Linked DNA regions of Homo sapiens: all the other regions are linked to region 3. Evidence: chromatin contacts called from ENCODE Hi-C or POLR2A ChIA-PET data. All regions are on one chromosome and are shown on one strand. Each heading gives the region's core, a stretch centred on a gene start or an enhancer-like site at or near the end of the contact. The rest is flanking DNA. Distances are from core to core; before and after follow the strand shown.

Evidence for each region. A loop is a pair of places that touch in the nucleus more often than their neighbours do. ChIA-PET counts read pairs that join two places held with the same protein, here RNA polymerase II (POLR2A). Pooled maps may share reads with other maps.
Region 1: a pooled map shows a loop between it and region 3 (2.4-fold over the local background). The contact joins the enhancer-like site here to the promoter of C20orf203 in region 3. A Hi-C loop is called at or near these places in 2 of 50 pooled maps. POLR2A ChIA-PET finds 5 or more read pairs at or near these places in 5 of 52 experiments (A549, CD8-positive, alpha-beta memory T cell, HepG2 and 2 more).
Region 2: POLR2A ChIA-PET joins it to region 3 with 11 read pairs in activated CD4-positive, alpha-beta T cell. The contact joins the enhancer-like site here to the promoter of C20orf203 in region 3. POLR2A ChIA-PET finds 5 or more read pairs at or near these places in 3 of 52 experiments (GM12878, activated CD4-positive, alpha-beta T cell and activated T-cell).

Annotation. Positions count from the first base shown.
Region 1 is chr20:32,468,925-32,471,624 of GRCh38, reverse strand. All of the region lies in intron 5 of NOL4L (nucleolar protein 4 like), which reads left to right. Among named protein-coding and RNA genes, the nearest start is that of NOL4L-AS1, 91 kb to the left of the region's middle. RefSeq lists a silencer at 1,014-1,063 and an enhancer at 1,384-1,433. Within about 2 kb of position 1,429, at least 14 of the 41 ENCODE cell types and tissues checked have a DNase peak (open chromatin) inside an H3K27ac peak, as active enhancers do.
Region 2 is chr20:32,444,676-32,447,375 of GRCh38, reverse strand. NOL4L (nucleolar protein 4 like) reads left to right here. Exons shown (of 11, transcript NM_001256798.2): 11 at 1-2,700. Among named protein-coding and RNA genes, the nearest start is that of ASXL1, 88 kb to the right of the region's middle. RefSeq lists an enhancer at 1,293-1,954. Within about 2 kb of position 1,260, at least 8 of the 41 ENCODE cell types and tissues checked have a DNase peak (open chromatin) inside an H3K27ac peak, as active enhancers do.
Region 3 is chr20:32,672,602-32,675,301 of GRCh38, reverse strand. C20orf203 (chromosome 20 open reading frame 203) reads left to right here and starts at 1,361. Exons shown (of 6, transcript NM_182584.4): 1 at 1,361-1,670. RefSeq lists enhancers at 594-663, 2,614-2,700.

The sequences.
Region 1 (2,700 bases), core at 180-2,679, 200 kb after region 3:
ATCAGCACCCCATCCCTGCTGACAAGTGATCCAGCCAGGAGTGATTTCAGGGAGCCAGGCAGTTAGCACAGATCTACAGCTGTGGATTTGTTGGGGCCCTTCTTTAAAGATTTTAACAAAGGCAGATGAAGGCTGAGTGGCAGAGCAAATCCCATGGCGGAGACCACTGGGCCCAAGAGTGAGTTGTGCGGGTGCCAGCTCTCACTCCCCGGGAGCTTGCCTCTGAGCTTCTACCGGGGTGAGTGTCTGCTCTCACTCCCCGGGAGCTTGCCTCTGAGCCTCTACCGGGATGAGTGTCTGCTCTCACTCCCCAGGAGCATGCCTCTGAGCCTCTACCGGGGTGAGTGTCCACTCTCACTCCCCGGGAGCATGCCTCTGAGCCTCTACCGGGGTGAGTGTCTGCTTGTCCTGAAACTGAGCCCAAGAGTGAGTTGTGCGGGTGCCACAGCTTTCACTCCCCGGGAGCTTGCCTCTGAGGTTCTACCGGGGTGAGTGTCTGCTTGTCCTGAAACACAGTTAGGCTTCTGCCCCCAACCCTGCCACTGGCTGCGAGTCTTGGTCTCCCAGACCTCTTTACACCAGTTCCCCACACTCTGAAGTCCTGGGATGCTCCCAGGTCCCTGCGATCACAGCCACTGGTGCTTGGCAGGGAGCACCACTCACAGTGCCCTCATCTCATGGGGAGGAAACTTAGGATCAGGGAGAGACTTGGGGCAACTCAGCCAGAGTTGGGGAGGTGCCAGTGCTTCTCCTCTCTCCCCTTTGGCAGGGGCAGGGGCCATGTGTGAGGGTCCCCAGAAGATGGGCAGGGCAGCTAGGGAACCAAAGAAGGCCCTCTCCACACACTTGGGGCGCTCCCTCCTTGGGGCCCAGGGCCATGCGGGCCAGCTCCTGCCACAGTTTCCTGCCCAGGCACGGGCCAGGTCCCCTAAAGACCCTCGGCCAAGCCCCGGCTGAGGCGTGGGCTTTCTTTTGGGTCTGAACAGGGCTCTGTGCACATCATAGGGTGTGGAGGGAGGATGCCTGAGAGACTTTGTCCAGAGGCACTGTGGTCTGGCGTTGCCTTGGGGCTGAACAGCACATCCGTCTGTACTTACGCCGCCACCTGTGGGATGATCTGTTTGATGCAGTCTCCTCCCCAAGTACCATAAGCACCCTGAGAGCCAGGCCTCCAGCACCCAGCACAGGGCCTGGCACCACGCAGGTGCTGGGGTGCTGTTTGTTGAATGAATGAGTGGATGAAAATGAACGAAGGCATGCACGGAGGCAGGTGAGCCAGTGCGCCTCCTGCAGGCCGGGGCTGGCCCAGGTTCCTGACCCGGCAGGCGGGGCCACTCCTTCCGTTTCCCCTGGATGTGCTTCAGCAGGCCTCTCACTCTGCCCCTTCCTGAGCGGAAAATGTGAGGCCCGTCTGGCCTCCAGAAGGGATGCGTGGGGGCAGGGAGCGGACATTACTCACCTCCTGGGCAGACAGGAAGCCAGCGCCAGGGGAGAGCAGGGGTCTGCTCGCTGGGCCTGCATCCGCCTTCTGCAGGGTGGGCAGTCGGGGGATTGCTGAGCAAGAGTCGTGTGGAGCCCTGGCTGGGGCAGGTCAGGGCCTGGTGTGTGCGCCTCTCAGATGAGGCCGCTCCTCCAACCTGGGCCTCGGGACACACGGGCTCCCGCACTGTGCAGGCCTGAGTCTGGACAAAGGCACTGAGGGCCCTTTGGCTCTTCCAGGTTCTTGGCCACTTTAGTCACACCAGCGTTGGCCTTGTGACACACAGGGGTGATGAGCCCTGTCCCCACCTCCCTGGAGGAGTCTGGGGTTTGGTTGAAGCCAAACAGGCACCAGTGTGGGACCCCTGCAGGCTGTCAGCTTGCTGAGGGCAGGAGCCACATCTTTGTAGAAATGTCCCTTATTTCTCCCCTTATTTCAGAAGTATTACAATTATTGTAGAAAAATAAAGGAGAAGGCCAGGTGCGGTGGCTCACGCCTGTAAGCCCAGCATTTTGGGAGGCTGAGGCGGGTGGATCACCTGAGGTCAGGAGTTTGAGACCAGCCTGACCAACATAGAAAAACCCTGTCTCTACTAAAAATACAAAATTAGCTGGGTGTGGTGGCACATGCCTGTAATCCCAGCTACTCCGGAGGCTGAGGCAGGAGAATTGCTTGAACCCGGGAGGCGGAGGTTACAGTAAGCCGAGACCACACCATTTGCACTCCAGCCTGAGTAACAAGAGCAAAACTCCATCTAAAAAAAAGAAAAAAAAGAAAAAAAAATAGAAAAATAAAGGAGGAAAAAAGAAAATGAAAAATAATGATGTCTGGGGCCCTATTTTTCTCAGACTTTTCTATGTATCTAAGTAACCAGAGCCTCATTTTCTTTTCAATGAGGCAGTATTGGCGCCTTTTTTCTCACATAGTCATTGGCCTCCCTGACACTGATGTGGGCCAGCCACAGTTCAAAGCTTGTCTAGTCAGTCCAGTGACTGGGGTCCCATTCCTGAGCCCGCTGTGTGCCCAGCCTGACCCTGCTGTGTGCCCAGCCTGACCCTGTGAGCCCAGAGCTATACATGTCGCTGTTCCACAGGGCAGGAAACATCGTCTCCGAGGGGAAGTAACTTGCCCAGACCACAGGGACTGGGTCTCTCCAGAGCCAGCGTTTTGGCCACTCCTGTGGAAGGACACTCAAGTCCCTGTTTTTCTTTCTTTCTTTC
Region 2 (2,700 bases), core at 11-2,510, 230 kb after region 3:
TGCTTGGAAGAGGCCAACGGGGCAGCTCTGGAAGGGTTGGGGGCTCCCCTGACAAGGCGCTGGGGCTGCAGCTCTGTTTAGAATCACCTTCGTGGACCCTGATGTTAGAATCCCACCCCCAGATAATTACCTTTCAAGTCTTAGGTGAGCAGAATTGCATATTTATTGAGAAAAGCAAAGTGGACCCTTTCTTCCTCTCCCCTTAGTAATTTATTTTTCTGAAAATGGATTCTTTTGTGTTTGTACAGATTGCTAGTCTGTGTCTGTCTGATCAGAAGGATGTATCCCCATACCTAACATTCCATATCACTACACTGATGTGGGCTGGGGCCAGTAGGGGCAGGACAGGTGCCAGGCTGGCTGTTCCTCTGCATGCCTGGTGCACCCTGTGGCCGCTAGCCCTTGGCCAGGCCATCCTGTTGCAGATCCCAGTGCTGCCACAGGGACACCACCAGGCACCTCCCTAGGCAACGCCAAGCAGGAGGACCTCACCCACACCCATGGCAAAGCAAAACAAAAGAGGCACCCCGACCCCATTCTACAGAAGCCCCAGTCCATGGTCACCTGTATTCTACCTCACACTCCAGCGTGGGCTTTTTCCAGGATGTGCCCTGAGCCTGTTCTGAACAGCTGTAACCCCAACTCCCCCACACAATGTGTCTGCCTGGGAGGTAAGTAAGTCCAGACTGGGTGTCCAGGAGCTGGAACCCAGAGAGCGTCCTGTCCCTAACCAGCCACTGCAGCCCTCCAGCTCTGGCCCTCAGCTGCTTGACAGGACGGACTGCTGGGAGATGGCAGCCGGTTGGCAGGGCCCTTGCCCTCACACCCCGCTGCCCAGGAGCCAGGTCTGAACTTCTGTGCACAGGCCTGGCCCCTCAGACTCACTCCTGCCAAGAGGGGCCACTTCTTCAGGGTGAGCCCCGGCTATCAGGCAGCCGTGAGCTCCAGGGCGGGCTGCAGCTCCCATCCCCTTGCGCCATGTTTGGAGTAAAGGGATCAGTGGAAGTGGAGGAGCCACTTGGGTTCTCCTAAGACCAGCCCTTCCGGAGGGGCCGGTCCTGGAAGAAACCCATAATCCCTGGAGTGTGAAAAAGGGCAAAAAGAAAAAGCTGGCCTGGTTTCCTTCCTCCCTGATTGATTGATTGATAGGCACTTCCTCTTGCTCAGTGCAATACCTACCAGTGCTGCTAAACCAGGGACTCGCCCAGACCTCAGCAGGCCCCCAGGGCCTCTCCGTGCAACACTCCGTAGCCATGACAGCAGCTCTCTGCTGCCCGCCCCTGCCCAGAGCTGGCAGAAGCCCTCTGTTGCCTTTCCTCCCTCAGAGCAGAGAGGCCCCAGGGGAGCCAGGGCCGAGTGGATCCTAGGATGGCCACGGAGAGCCACTCGCTCCCAGAACAGGCACCCCTTCCCAAACCAGCTTTTCTGCAGCCAATTGCCTGTTGCAGCTGTGGCCACTGCCTCCCGGCACTGTGGCAGACTCCCCCCAAGGAGGGATGGGGGGGGCACCAGTGAGGATGCCCCATCCTGCCTCAGGTCCAGAACTCTGAAAGGTAGGGTGCCCACCCCGTGCTTACTTCCGGCCCCTAGAGGTTGGGGGTGGTCGTTATCTCTCAAGTGGCCTCCAATACCCCATCCAGCCACACCACCTCTGCCTTCCATCTGACCAATCCCCAGGCCTCTGGTCAGGGCCAGGACACCTGAGACTCACCCTTAGCACAGCACAACCTCCAGTGCCCAAGGCCTCTCCCACACCCCAGCCATCCACACATCTGGCCCCACCTGCTCAGTACTACTCAACATTTGAATTCGTGTAAATATTTATTTTTGTGTGTGAACAATACTACAAAGTAATCAGTAAGATCTTTTGCAAAAATGTTACCCCAGGCAATTATTTGTGAAAATCTTAATGTTAAAACCTGGCAGAGACAATCGCCACCCTAGAATTCCTGGTATCAGTTACTTAACGTGTCACTTCTCCTCCCAGAGGCAGTACCCAAGCTAGACATGAACCGTTTGCATTTCTTGGCAGACAGGAGTGAGAAAGACTGGGGAAGGGGCTCCCTCCCCCTACCCACACAAGGATTAGATCTAAAGATCAGCATAAGCTACAGTTTGAAGTCATGTTTTTCTGAGTTCAAGCTGTTGGAACTGACCACCCTCCAGCCTGCCTTAGTACTGCGGCAAGAGCGTAGGTTCAATGTGTTTTCAAGAGAAAGGAAAGAATATGTTGTTAAAGTCCATTGGGCCTCCCAGGCCCCTCCAGGACAATGGATTTCATCATGTCGACCCCACCTCTTGGGTGGGCTCCTCCTTTCCAGTGAAACTACACCTGAAGCCCTAGAGATGGCAGAATCAGGAGCAAGTTTCTGCATGGAAACAGGATTCCATTTAGCTGGCTCAGTCAGGGAACTTGTTTTGCTTTTGTTTTAAAAGATGCAGCTTCAACCCCTTCCCCCTACTCCCGACTTGGAGGGCACCAAAGAGCTGGTTCTGATGAACTAAGCTCACTGCTGTCTCACCCTCACCAGAGGGACTGCCTTCTCCCAAAAGGAGCTCCCAAAGCCCTTGTCCCACAGCCATTTAAAAATCTTCTGAAGGGCCTCAGGGCACAAAGTGATCATTTGGGATCCTAAGTTAAAAAGGAAATGCAAGAGTAGGATACTCCAATTCCAGAGTCTTTGCAGGAGGCTAATCCCA
Region 3 (2,700 bases), core at 112-2,611:
CCAGGAACTCAGAAGGAGTATTCCCTAGGCGGGTGGGTAGCGTGTGGAAGGACACCTGAGGCAGACAGAAGACACAGAGACCCAAGGGAGAAGGAAGAACGGCTGGGTTTAGAGACGTGGACGTAAGTGAAAGGGCAGAGCCAAGGATGCAGCAGGACAGGAGGGAGGGGGTTAATAACACACTTGAAGCCCACGGTCCAGGTTTGATTTCATTTAACTTAGTTTACTCTGGACCCCTGAGTCTCTCTCAAATTTGAATGGCCTTTTTTTCCTTTTGAAGGGGGATTCTTTAGGAGGAAGGGCAGAGAGGGCACCAAGCAAGTAGATACTGTCTCTAATAAAAGTTTTGGTCATGGCCAGGCGCAGTGGCTCACTCCTGTAATCCCAGAACTGGGAGGCCCGAGGCAGGAGGATTGCTTGAGCCCAGGAGTTCAAGACCAGCCTAGGCAAAATGGCAAGATCCCTATCTCTACAAAAAAAAAAATAATAATACAAAAATTAGCTAGGCATGGTGATGTGCACCTAGTCCCAGCTACCTAGGAAGCTGAGGTGGGAGGATTGCTTGAGTCTGGGAGGTCGACGCTGCAGTGAGCTGTGATTGCACCACTGCACTCCAGCCGTGGTGACAGAGTGAGACTCTGTCTAAAAAAAAAAAAAGGAAGTTTCGAGGGTGAGATGAAGTAAAAGACTGGAATGTTCTTGAGACATTGGGCTAGAGATTGTCATTTGTTTTTGCTACTTAAATCCAGGTGCTCTGGGCTAACCTGATTGGGCCCCTGATGCAAAAGCGCCTCCTGGTGGGTGGTTCTGAAAACACTGAATACTTTCCTCCCCCTGCCACCCAGTAACAATATTAATAATACAAATACAGCATTTTTTTTTCCCTGCAGAACAAAATTCCTAGAAGCTGAAGGGCTGAGTTGCTGAACATGAGCATTTTACTTTTAGGCAGATTACATCAAAGTCTCTTTCCAAAAAGTTGGCACCAATTGGCACCCCATTTTTGGTGCATTTAAATATTAAACACCAAGATGAGACTGGATGGATCCCTCTCCTGAAATGTCCTGTCCATAAATGAAAGAGCTGGGGCCAAGCTCACGGTGGCTCACGCCTGTAATCCCAGCACTTTGGGAGGCCAGGGTGGGAGGATTGCTTGAGCTCAGGAGTTCAAGACTAGCCTGGGAAATATAGGGAGACCCCTGTCTCTTAAACAAACTTAAAAAAAATGGCTGGATTAAACGACAACAACAGTTTCAGGGACCCAGTCTTTTCTGAACAGTGTCTCCCCCGCTCAGCTCTCACAGATCATTGAGGTGGGCGGGGTTAGACCCATTGACAGTTGGACCTGCAGGGCCAGGTCACATAGCCAGTGGGTCTGAGCTGACTTTTCTTCCCAAGCCTGTGTGATCCCCAAAACCCTTGGCTGCCCCCACTCTGCCCCCCGCCTCCCAGCCCTTCCAGCTGCAGCCTTTTCACTCATTCCACCACCACTCAGCTCTGAGTGGCTACGCTGGCGGGCTCTCTGCTTTGCGTCGGAGACATCACAGTGAGCAAAGGCAGATATGTTTTATGTGCCCTTGAAGAATCTCCCAGACAAACGTGTCATTGCAGTCGGAGCCAAATGGCCGGGGCAGGTGGCACAGATGAATGCCGGGCAGAGGAGCCTGCAGGTGGGTGGAATGCAGCCTGTCTGTGCTGAAAGTGTGGGGTGACCCTGGGGTTTTAAGCAGGGGATGGTGACCAAAAAAGCCAGCAGAAAGACCAGTGTGTGGTTTTGAAGCTGCTGCCCTAGACTCCCTGTGCCTCATGTGTCCCTTGGAGCTCCACCTGGGTCTCTGTGCCCACGGGGCTGCGGTGAGGCTCCCCGAATGTGGGGACCGTGTGGCCGTTGAGCCCATCTCCGGCAGCTATGGCTGAGGCGCCAGCCACTTCCGCCCTGTGCTCTCTCTGTGGTTGGCTACGGGGGCTGAGACACCTCCGGCCAGTCTTGAGGGGAGCAGGAGGAGGCTGCTGGACTGTCCCCCATGGCAGCCACAGGGCCTCTTCACTCCCTCCTGCCTCTGTGGCTCCAGGGGCCCAGCTCAGCCTCTTCCTGCCGTTTGTACCAGCCCTGGGGCTCCTCAGGAGGGCGGGCTTGTCGCTTGTTCCCCCAACCCTGCAACCCCTCCACTTCCTCTCCTCACCCGCCCCAGGGTGTGAGGTGGGACACAGAGAGATGCCCAGCCCTTACTACCAAGGAGTCTTGGGTCTTGAGGGGGCTTCTTTTATGGCCACTCATTTCAGCCCCTAGATCCTGCCAGTCCCATATTCTTCACTCCCTGAGGCCTTCTGGCTCTCAAAGCCCGAGTCTAGTGCCTTCCTACCAGCCATCTTCACCAGGCCCCTCTCCTATGCTGGGTCTGTTTAGATGCAGGGGCACAGGGAGTAGGAAAAGGTCTCTGCTGCCGGAGCCCACAGCCCTGTGGGAAGACAGCAGGGCCAGGTGGCAGTCAGGGAGAGAAGCACTTTTCTGGAACTGTGTGAAATGCTGTGAGCTTGGGGGAGGCAGGGGAGGGAGTGGGGAGGGTAGAGGAGGAAGAGTCCCAGAACAAAAAGGCCTGGTGTGGTGAGAAATTCAGGAGGGAATAAAAGGGAACAAGAGCAAGAAATAGAGACAGGCACACTGTGGTTCTTGGTTTTTCCCACAAAACTAAAGCTATT